Linked DNA regions of Homo sapiens: all the other regions are linked to region 3. A link is a contact called in ENCODE Hi-C or POLR2A ChIA-PET data. All regions are on one chromosome and are shown on one strand. The core of a region is the stretch at or near the end of the contact, and the rest is flanking DNA. Distances in the headings are between cores, read along the strand shown.

Evidence for each region. Hi-C counts contacts between places; a loop is a spot of excess contacts on that map. ChIA-PET counts read pairs that join two places held with the same protein, here RNA polymerase II (POLR2A). Pooled maps may share reads with other maps.
Region 1: a loop to region 3 is called in a map of heart right ventricle, with 2.6 times the contacts of the local background. The contact joins two enhancer-like sites. A Hi-C loop is called at or near these places in 2 of 168 maps with a recorded cell type or tissue (PC-9 and heart right ventricle), 10 of 37 single-sample maps with no recorded cell type and 12 of 50 pooled maps.
Region 2: a loop to region 3 is called in a pooled map, with 2.8 times the contacts of the local background. The contact joins two enhancer-like sites. A Hi-C loop is called at or near these places in 3 of 50 pooled maps. POLR2A ChIA-PET finds 5 or more read pairs at or near these places in 2 of 52 experiments (B cell and activated T-cell).

Annotation. Positions count from the first base shown.
Region 1 is chr6:14,359,179-14,363,286 of GRCh38, reverse strand. No RefSeq gene overlaps it. Among named protein-coding and RNA genes, the nearest start is that of LINC01108, 76 kb to the right of the region's middle. Within about 2 kb of position 2,551, at least 2 of the 41 ENCODE cell types and tissues checked have a DNase peak (open chromatin) inside an H3K27ac peak, as active enhancers do; they include heart right ventricle, where a contact is called at or near this core.
Region 2 is chr6:14,072,858-14,076,716 of GRCh38, reverse strand. No RefSeq gene overlaps it. Among named protein-coding and RNA genes, the nearest start is that of CD83, 43 kb to the left of the region's middle. Within about 2 kb of position 1,301, at least 13 of the 41 ENCODE cell types and tissues checked have a DNase peak (open chromatin) inside an H3K27ac peak, as active enhancers do; they include B cell, where a contact is called at or near this core.
Region 3 is chr6:14,209,323-14,212,886 of GRCh38, reverse strand. No RefSeq gene overlaps it. Among named protein-coding and RNA genes, the nearest start is that of LINC01108, 74 kb to the left of the region's middle. RefSeq lists an enhancer at 1,163-1,222 and silencers at 1,473-1,912, 3,003-3,052. Within about 2 kb of position 1,771, at least 30 of the 41 ENCODE cell types and tissues checked have a DNase peak (open chromatin) inside an H3K27ac peak, as active enhancers do; they include B cell and heart right ventricle, where a contact is called at or near this core.

The DNA.
Region 1 (4,108 bases), core at 1,302-3,801, 150 kb before region 3:
GTGACCCTTTTATAAGATAAATTTGGCCAAGTGTAGTGGCTCACGCCTGTCATCCCAGCACTTTGGGAGACCAAGGCGGGAGGATTGCTTGCCTCCAGAAGTTCAAGACAAGCCTGGGCAGCATAGCAAAACCCCATCCCTACAAAAGTTTTTTTTTTTTTTTAAGTTTTGCCAGTAATGTGGCACATGCCTATAGTCTCATCTATTCAGGAGACTGAGATGGGAGGATCACTTGAGCCCAGGAGGCAGAGGTCAAGGTTTCAGTGAGCTATGATCACACCACTGCACTCAGCCTGGGTGACAGTGAGACCCGGTCTCAAAAAAAAAAAAAAAAAAAAGAAAAAAGAGAAATTCACGTGTAAGAGAAATCTCCATTTGTAAAGGTGTCTCCCTTTGCACAAGGAACAGAAGAGTGACTAAGTCAATAGAGACTCTGATCAAGGGAGAAGGTACCAAGTTAAATGTGCATAACAAACCTTGCTCTTGTTTATAGTACTTTTCTGGTCATCTTCCCATAACTGGCTTTCCCTACCTGCTTCTTTCTTGTTTCAGCAAATGATGATATTTAAGCCTGAAGTCAAAGCCATAGCTTTGAGATTTACTCTTGAAACCCACTCATTTTCCCTGCATGTTTCCTGTATACATGAGATATACATGTTCATAAACTTCTGTTTGTTTTTCTCTTGTTAGTCTGTCTTTACAGGTGTCTGTCCTAATTAAGAACTCAGACAGGGCAGAGGAAGCATTATTTTTCCCTCCCCTTTACTGTGATAAGCTATAGCATGGGAATGAAAACCTTTTGGCGCAGTGAGGGCTCTGGAGTGGGTGGCTCATTGTTCTAATGGAACTTCTAGCCTAGACGTGACCTGGAGTGTTGGCTTTGTTCTTAAAAGGTCACAAAACCAGGACTGAGGAGGGTGCAGGGTGCTCATGATAAACTGAATTCCATGGCTCTCGTCCAGCCAGGGCACTCTATCAAGGTGCCTTTTTGAGGTTAGAGAAAGAGAACGACTTCATATATTTTCTGAATTCTGGAAATGAAATTTTTCCCCCATTACTTTCACAGTGCTCTGGATTTCACTTCCTCTCCCAGCCTTATTCCCACTTTGGTAGAAAGAAATGCTAAGATCAGCAGAAAGATTAATATATCAGCAATTCTGTTATTGTGTGTATCGATTCTCAAGGGGCCAGAACAGAACCTCAAAGGTGAGTGTAAGTGGAAAATACATGCAGGCAATATTCCACCAGTTGTATTTATGAGCCATTTAGAATCTCCCAGGAGGGCTCCAGTTTAATATCTATCAAAGCTTTGGGTTTTCTCTTCTTCCCAAGGAGATACCAACAACTGTTTATTTTGCAAGCTCCTATAAGGTCTGAATATTTCTCATGAGTGGTACCTGGAAGGAAAATAGTGATTGTCCTGCCTATAAATGAGAAAGGCCCAGTAGTTGGGGGAAAGAAAACCTGTGATGTATCATTCTAATGTTGAGAATACGACATTCCAAGCATGTCAGTTACCTTCAGTCTTACATATGGTGAGTTTTCTCATTATCTGTAGGCATGCAACGTTTTAAGAACCAAAATATTGAATCCAATTTCTTCACTTTGTTCTTTTCCCTGTTCTGATTGCCTCATTGTTTAGAATGGCCTCTAATCTCCAATAGGTCCCAAGAAACAGGCCCACTTAATAATGCACAAACCAAGCCAGGCTATTTAAAGATGTCCATTAATTCCCATTAATTCATTCATCCAAAACACATTTATGTAACGTCCACTCCATGCCAGCTTTTGTTCCAAAGTTCAGGGATACAAAAATAGTCTCAAAAAGAGCTCACAGTCCTGAGGGGAAGACAGACAAGTGAGCATGATCACTGTACAGTGTGGGAAGTGCTAGAATAATAAAAATAGCTACCATTCTTGAACATTTGCTTTTTTGGTACTACATATGCTGATGTGTATTATCTCTAATCCTCCTACTACGCTGCAAGAAGTTTTGCTATCTCTTTTTCTAAGGAAATAGACAGATATTCAGAAGCTTGCTTATGGTTACAAGGCTACAAGCATTAGGACTGGGATTTAAACTCAGGTCTTGAAGGAGCTAAAACTCCTGTTCTTTGCATGTTGCTCCTAAATGCACTGACAGAGGGTGAGGATAACTAATCCTGACTCAGGGAGGACTCAGGGAAGGTTTTTAAAGGAGATAAGGAGGAAGAGGAGAGAGCCCAGGGGAGGGGAGAGACTTACCTTCCCCATGACTCTTTAGACAAAGACTCATAACAGTGTGCCCAGACTTCCAAGTTGTAGGAAAAGAAAGGTGACAATCCCAGCTTTCTTTATTTGCTATAGGAAAATCATAACCAGGTCAGGGAAGGAACAAAGACGATAACCAGCAAGATGGCACAGCGGGCTCAAGAGACAGCTGCGGTAGGGAGAAAAGGTGAAGCATCTCTTGGCCATAGCAGGCCTGGAAAGAAGGGGCTGTCCATGGGTAATAGCCAACAGTCTACAACCATATCGAGTCAACTCTGACACTTTGAACAACCACGCCTCCCTCCCGAATTAGCTTCCACTGACTCACTTGTCCATGGCTAAAGAAAGCTGCCGAGGAATGGGGTCCAAAACCAATACAGTAAAATCTTACTATTTTGAAAGATGGGAGACTGTGAGTCCCAATTGAATTAATTTTTATAAAACATTCAAACTCTAGGATGTGTTAAAAGAAACACCGATAATTATGTTACATGTTACAGATGCTATAAACTCAGAAATAAATGGGGTGCTAATAAGAAAAATTGCCTAAACGAACCTGAGATTACAATTTATAAAAACCCTGTGGCTTATGTATAGTGCTCATAAAAGTACAGATTTCTAAATTACAACTCTTCTTTCAAACTTCTTACCCAATACAATCACTGTGTTGTAATTAATATAAATTCCAAAATGCTGGGCCCAATTAGGGAAATTTTACTATACAGCAAAGAATGAGGTGAGTTGTTGTAACATTGTACTAATATGAAGAAAGACCTCTTAAAATAGTGGTATCAAAAAAATTTTAAATCAGTGGGGGAGATTTTGTGCATATGCTGTATTGTGTCAGAAGTCCCTAATTGCCCTGGGACCACTTAACATTTTATTTACTGGTCCCTGAGTGCCTACCATGTAATCAAGTCTATACGTATGTGTATGGCCTAATCATTAAGGTGCTAGAGTCTAACATGCCTCTCACACACGTAAATGTTGAATGCATATACAACACACAATCCACATTCTTCTATGGCCCCATTTTCCCTGGACAGTGAGTTCTGTACTTGGACAGAGAGATAAACTATCCTACTGAAAGAAAGCGTGGGGAAGGAAAAAAGAATTTTCTCTCTACCCTTAGTTTTTAGTTGGAATGGACCCCTGTAACAAAAGACAAATTAACAAGAGAAAAAACAAACAGAAGTTTATCAACATGTCTTTCAACTACGCATGGGAGATACCCAAGGAATGCATCATTTTCACAGAGAGCTTTGATTTTAGGCTTATATAGCCTCTTCAGCAAAGAACAGAAGATTTTTAGAGAAGTGGCAAGACAAAGGAAAAGAACCTTGAGTCTCCAGGGGCAGCAAAGTGTGAGAAGGAAAATACAGTCATGCAGCATTTAGCGACAGAGATACATTCTGAGAAATGTGTCACTAGGCAATTCCCTGATTGTGTGAACATCATAGAAGGTACTTAACGCAAACCTAGATGGTAGAGCCTACTACAAACCCAGGCTGTATGGTAGAGCCTATTGCTCCCAGGCTATAAACCTGTACTGCTTGCTGCTGTACTGAATACCGTAGGCAATTGGAACACAACGGGGAGTATTTATGCATCTAAACCTAGAAATGGTATAGTAAAAACACCATGTGAAAGACAAGAAATGGTACACCTCTATAGGGCAGCTCTATTATAATCTTATGGGATCACCATTATATAAGTGTTGACCAAGCATCATTATGGGGAGCATTACTACATACGGTAGCTGAAGGCTAGTTAGTGAAGTTTGTCATGTAGATTCCTCTAGTGGTGGTCTCCAGATAAGTGATCCTTATTTTTATCCTCTCATTGGTAAGGATCCTAA
Region 2 (3,859 bases), core at 52-2,551, 140 kb after region 3:
TAGTAGAGACAGGGTTTCACCATGTTGGCCAGGCTGGTCTTGAACTCCTGACCTCAGGTGCTCCACCTGCCTCAGCCTCCCAATCCAGAATTCTTATGATGCAACTCCAAAGGCTTTGATAATCTCCTTGCTTTCTAGTAAATCAATGTGCTCTGGGTTCACCTTGTTCACTTCTTGTCCCAAACCTAGAATCAGCTATTTGTCCAAAGAATGTTGGTTTCTTTTATTGGAGATTGGCATTTAGAGTCAAATATCTGAGTGCTAAGAATGCTCATTGCCAGATTATTTAGTGAACAGTGGTTAGAAATACTTTTTTTAAATTTTATTTTATTTTAGAGATGGGATCTTGCTTGTTGGCCAGGTTGGTCTTGAACTGGCCTCAAGCAATCCTCCTGCCTCAGCCTCCCAAAGTACTAGGATTACAAGCATGAGCTTGTAGGAGAAATACTTTTATAAGAGAAGATATATCATGAGTTCATATCAATATTGTCAACTTAAATTTAGAGTTATAGGGTTTGTATGTAAATTGTTTAATTTTATGCTTGCAACCTTTTTAAACTGAAAATCTTGGTTCCTAATAACTTTAACATAATTATGATGCATATATATTTGCACATATATATAAACAGACATATGTTTCAAATGAACAATACCAATATTATTACCAAATAAAGATATAATTAATAAGTAGTATTATTGAACACAATTTAAAATTTATTTATAGTTGTTTGGTCCATTAAGGTATAATCCACTGGGGATGTATTTATATTACAGTACTTGAAAGCCATATGAAATAGTTCCTTTATATGTGGTTGACCCATTTGCTCAACAAAAGTGATTAGAAGTTAAGAAATTAACAAGGTTAATTTTTTTCCACTTTGCTTTCGATTTTGAAGGATTGTTTTCTATTTTTATTCACTTGTATTTTGTAATTATATAAAACATTTACATAAGTCCAAAGTCAAATCAACAAAATGTGAACTCAGAAGTCTGGCTTCCATTCTCACCTCTCTGACCTGTCCCTTCTTCCTGATAAGTAACTGTTTTTTATTAGTTTTTGCTTTATCCTATCATATAAAAAAATTAAGCAAATAGGACTCTGTGTGTTTTCCCTCTTTCTTATATATAGCTTGGCATTTTATTGTTTCTGAAACCTTGCTTTTTTCACTTATATCCTGGAGATCTAGAGAGAGTTGAAATCTGAGTTCTTTCAGTAACAACCTTCATCATCAAACACAAAAACATTTTCCTATCACAACGACTGCAAGGGTAACAGAAAGACGGAATGCCCCAATCAGTGTCAGAAGTTCTTCCTAAGTGAAAATGAAACCATCAGCTTGAACGTCTTTAGGCAGCTTGTTAAAGCTGTCTGGGCCTCCCAAATAATCCTGTGAATAACTCTGTATTCTAAGAGAACATTAATCACAATGCTTGGGATTAGCTGCATGGCATTTGTAAAAGACAGAGCAGGGTTTATGGGAGGGACATGTGTGGGAGGAAGGGCCGGGTTCATTCCTGGTATCCCGGCTCCCTGGCAGTGTAGCCTTGAACGAGGGATGAGTTAATTCCTCACTCAAAGTGTTACCATGAGAACGAAGTGAAATGAGGTCTGTTCAGTGCCAGGTACAGGGTCTGGCAGATAATGGAACTCAAAATGTGGTGGTTATAATTGTGATTTTCAGTAAGTTCTTTCACATACAAATCCCATTATAATTCTCAGGACAATCTTTTGAGGTAACTATCATAGCTGGCACAGTTTAGTTTTCGGTGAAGTTTATGACACAGTGGGGCTTTGTTCTGGTGTGCTGCCTCTTCGTTTAATGTAGGTTTAGGTATCTCTTGTATAATCTGAATACACCACACATTAGGCCCCGGTTCTGGACTTGAACTGTGGTTTTATTATATGAAATAAAAAGATTTTAACCACAGAATAGTTATTCTTCTGACAGACTGCTACTTGTATCTCTGATTAATTTATGTCATGCTTGGTTCTTAATCAAGAGTCAACCAATAATTAGAGCAGGGTCCCTGCAGGAAACTATGATCCCATTTATGACAATCCATTATGTGATTTAAATTGCAAGAAGGAACCATGGGGAAAAGGGGAGTATAAACCTCATTTATAAATTAGACCTTGACTTTTAGTTGAGCTATTCCCTTTAACTGGATCATTCCCATGATCAAAAGACATTTTCCTTAGAAGTAAATATTATCCCTGTGACCTTTTATACAAAAAGACATGAAATTATTGAATGATACTTTTGAGCAGACACATTTTGAGACATTAAATCTCTCTCTCTCTGTGTGTGTGTGTGTGTGTGTGTGTGTGTGTGTGTGTGTGTTTTCTAGTACATTTCCTCTAGCCTAGTGGTTATCAAACTCACCTGTACATTAGAATCCCAGGAGAGACAGATTGTGAGAGGTACAAAAACCCTCAGATATGGCTTGACTCTGTTTCCACACAAATCTCATGTTGAATTGTAATCCCCAGTGTTGGGGGGAGAGCTGGTGGGAAGTGATCGGTTCATGGAGGTGGATTTCCCCTTGCTGTTTTCATGATAGTGAGTGAGTTCTCATGAGACCTGATGGTTTAAAAGTACGTAGTGGCTGGGTGTGGTGGCTCACATCTGTAAGCCAAGCACTTTGGGAGGCCAAGATGGGTAGATCACCTGAGCTTGGGAGTTTGAGAGTAGCCAGGGCAACATGACGAAACCCCGTCTCTACTAAAAATACAAAAATTAGCAGGCCATGGTAGCATGTGCCTGTAGTCCTAGCTACTCAGGAGGCTGAGGCACAAGAATCACTTGAACCCTGGAGACAGAGGTTGCAGTGAGCTGAGATCATGCCACTGCTCTCCAGCCTGGGCAACTGAGCAAGACTCTTGTCTCCAAAATAAAAAAAGTGTGTGGCACTTCCCCCTTAGCTCTCTCTCCTGCTCCATCATGGTAACACATACTTGCTTCCCCTTTGCCTTCTACCATGATTGTCAGTTTCCTGAGGCCTCCCAGCCATACTTCCAGTACCGCCTGTGGAACTGTGAGTCAATTAAACCTCTTTTCTTCATAAATTACCCAGTCTCAGGTAGTTCTTTATAGCAGTGTGAGAACCGACTAATACACCCTTTCTTGGGGTCTGGATTGGGACCCCTTTCCGGTAACAAAGTAACAATTTAATTAAAAAATTAACACATTCAAACATGCAAAATATACTTCTTTATAATAAAAAATAAAATTATTTATCTCAAATATGAATAGCAAAGTGTTAGTATCTATATACTAAGAAGTCCTTCTAAAGTAGTGGGAAAACATGAATTACCCAGTAGATAAACTGGGAAAGATACAGGCAATAATCTCCCCAAATCCCCCAATTTTCCTATTTGTGAAAATACAAATAGGAAACAGATATATGGGGAAATGTCCAATCTCATCAGTAAGCTGATGTAAATTTTTAAAATAATCATCATATATCTTCTAAATTAACAAAGGGTTTTTAAAGACAGGACCTTATGCTGGTGAATTTATGATAAAATTAGAACACCCTTCAATGCTGTTGATATTGTCAATTTATACAACTCTTTGGCAAAGCAAACTGATAATATATATTCATTTAAACAAGGTGTTCATATTCTGTGCTCCAATTATGCAATTCTTGAGAATTTATCCCAAAAATGCCTCCTTAATTCAAGTGAAGGAAAAAGCTCTATGAAGGAAAAACATCAAAATAGCAAAAAATTGGAAAAGAAATGCATATGCAAAAATGGAAGCATAATTAATAAATTATGGTATATTATCTCCCTGTATACAGCCACTTGGTAATTACAAAGGCTATAGGCCATCATGAGAAAATGTACATATTATAT
Region 3 (3,564 bases), core at 522-3,021:
AGCTCTGGGACATGGGTAGCCCCTGTTAGCTGGCACTCACTCGTCACCCTCAGGTCCTGGCATGTGCTGCTCACCTCGCCCCTGTGGGGGGATGTGGGTCCACCCTGCCTCTAGGGAGACTTAGTGCATGTATAACTCACTGGCTCTTGGAAGAAGAGGTGGCTCCAAATACCTCCTTCTCTCGCCACTGCAAACAGCCGTCTGCTTTGCAGGTTGCATCTGTCCTTACACCTCCCAAACTCCAGGAGACACCTAAAGCTCTTCAGGGAGTTCTCTGGAGCCCAAGTCATTTATCTTGAGGTAGGTGGAGAAGCAAAACATATAGACACCTCTCTAAAAAGAAAGACCCACTGCTGGCCTCTCCTGCATCCTTAGCCTCCTATCGTATCACCCCAAGGCGAGGCTGGTGTCGGTCCCTTAACAACACCCCAGAGAGGGTCTATACCTCACTTGAGAATGGGGGTGGGAGTTGTTTGACCCATATATTGTTCTGTGTTGGGGTCTCAGCAGAAATTCCAGCAGTCACGAACACAGAGTCCCTTTGAGTGTCCTGTTAGGGGCTGGAGTAGGCTGGGGGCATCTTTGGATATTACCTGGAGGGCAGCCCAGTGTGAAAGGCCTGACTACCAGGGAATGGAATCCGGGCTTCGTGGTGTAGACAATGGGCAGGCAAGGTGTGTTTCTCTTTCCTTTTCACATGTAGGTAAGTGCAGCCCCAGTTGCTGGACTTGCCTTCACATCCACGGACCTGCCCTTTCCCAGGGTCAGCTGGGTTCAAAGGGCTCTCAGAACGTTTTCTTTAAAGGAAAAATGGAGAGTGGCAAACGCGTGCCTAGGTGGGAGCAGGGAGTAGAGGGGGGCGGTTTAGATAGCAGTAAGGGGACATCAGACCAGCTACAAGCCAACAAGGAAAAAAGTGACGTAAGGAAAAAAATCCCAGGGAGCAGAGAGAAAAGTAGACTCCCCAATGCCTCGCAGTAAATGAGGACGCCTGGCGCCTGCGGCGAGGTCAACTGAGGTCAGACGAGCTTATCTCTCCTGTCCCGGGAATTAAGGGCATCCTGGGGACAGCTGCAGAGCAGGAGGCTCCCCGTGCCCTCCTCTTCCTAAGCAAGTCAGGATCCCAAGAGGCGCGTGCGGGGAGGCCCCTCCGAAGGGCTGCTGGCTTGTGTCTTCCACCAGCGCAAAGGGAAGCTATCGGTTGCTTCTGCAGTGAGGCAAGCTCAGCCGGACGCCCAGAAGAGAGACGAGGTGTCGCTGTCGGGGTGTCTGCCTGCCTCTTTAGGATCAATTATTAGCGTACAGATCCTAAAACAAAACAAAACAAAACACTCCTGAAAACATCGACTTGCCTCAGTGACAGGCCCCAAGTTCGGGACGCCAGGAGACGCCAGCGGGGCTGTGAAGTGCAAATCGCCCCGAGGCAACCCGAGAACGGGAGGACTGTCACCAGCCCGCCAGGAGAGTGCGATGCCCCGGTCCGTTCCGGAGCAGGGAAACTTTTGCGGGAGGCTGCGCTGGCACCGGCCGCCTGGCGCGGCTCGCGCGGACCCGGGCGACGGGACACGCAGCGCGGCACTGCCACCTTGTGGGCATCGGCGGCAGCGGCGCGGCGGGGCGAAGCCGGCGAGGCGAGCGACCCGCGGCTCGGAGCCCGACGCCGGCCAGCGAACGCCCGCAGGAACGCGCCGGCCGAGCGGGAGCCCGCGGGGGCGGGGCGCGCGGCTCCGGTCACGTGGGTTAGCAACAGGCAGCAGCCAATGAGAACGCGAGTCAGGTGGTGCGTGCGCCCGCCGCGCGCGGGAGGTAAGGGGCCCGGGAGGAGGCGTGGGCGCGCCACGGGCCCGGTGGGACCGCGGGTGGGGAAGTCCAGAAAGCTTGCTCTTCCCTGTCAGGAGCCGCCTGCCGCAGGCGGGATGAACGAGAGCTGTAAAATGGGACTGTCCCATTCCCACGCTCCACGGCTGCGACCCCTGTACGGGGCAGTGGGCGGCGGCGCGGGTAGGAAGCAGGCGGGGAGCGACGCGGAGAGCCCGATTTGTCCCTCCTCCAGCCACTTGTTGCTTATCCATGGGCCTGGGACTGCCATTTGGATCCACACAGGGGAATTAAAACAAAAAGAATAATGAGGCTCCTGGCCGTGGCGGGGTGCGCATTGGCCCTCTTGCCCTGCGTGTAGCAGGTGGAGGAGACAGGCTCCATCCTTAGAGCTTCCCAGAGCCCAGGGTTGGCCTGAAGACACCAAAGCAGAGGACAGCCAGGAATTGGGTCAGAAAGAAAAAGCTTCGTTGGTTTTAATTATTTTAAATAGAAAAGCCACATCCAAAAGTACCAATAATGATTTTTACAGTAAACCCACTATGTTGACATAAACCAGCCCACCCCTGAACGCACAGAAGACCGTAGCACAAACCGTGAGAGGCGTATTGAAGGACTGGGGCAAAATCAGGACCGACAGGCAAGCGTGGTTTCCATCAGGGTCTTACTCCTCTGGCTTCCTAGTTTAGGCAGATTTCACCCTGTTAATAGGGTCCGTGGATCGGTCTCTCTTTCTCTCCTCTCTCTCTAGCTCTCTATCTCTCTCCCTTTCCACCTCGTGTTTCATTCCTTTGAAACAAATCCAGGGAGCAGATGGCCTCAGAAGGGTATCTAATCCATGCCTGGCCTCGAGGCACGTACTATAAGCTGTGATACCGTGCTAAGGTGTTATTATAGAGACAAAAATATCTCAGACTGCAGGATCTAGCCATCCTATTCTTAAAGTTCCCTAGGGAAAGATGTTGTACAATATTCTTTGATAACCTACTACAAATGCTAACCACTTTAAGTACAATATAAGAACCTTCTGATCCTAGGTTTTATTTGTTTCTATTTAAACTCATTCAGGGTCAGGCTACCCAGAGGGCAGTTGAACACCTGTCCGGTGGCTTATGGGAATGCCTTGCACGATGTGCACTTCCCTCCACCAGGATCAGTGTGTCTGCTGACACTGGGGACCATGCCTGAGACATAGGTACAATTGGGCTGTGCCAGGGCAGCTCAGAGAAAGTGATCCACTCTGATTCAGACCCTGCCAGCTGAGTTACTTACTTCCCTTACTTCCTTTTTTTTGAGATGGAGTTTCGCTCTTTTTGCTCAGGTTGGAGTGCAATGGTGCAATCTTGGCCTACTGCAACCTCCGCCTCCCAGGTTCAAGTGCTTCTCCTGCCTCAGCCTCCCGAGTAGCTGGGATTACAGGTGCCCACCAGCATGCCTGGCTAATTTTGTATTTTCAGTAGAGACGAAGTTTCACCATGTTGGCCAAGCTGGTCTTGAACTCGGATCTCCAGTAATCTACCCGCCTCCGTCTCCCAAAGTGCTGGGATTACAGGCATGAGCCACCGCACCCGGCCACTTGCTTCTTTTAGAGAGCAGGCTTTGTGCACCTACCAGTGTTGAAATACACTACCTTAATGGTTATGCTTCTCCAAATTTGATATAGTATTTGATTTTTAAATGTACCATACTCTTGAGTTCCTGACCAGTACACTGTTTGAAGGATGTCACAAGGACGTGCATTTGAAA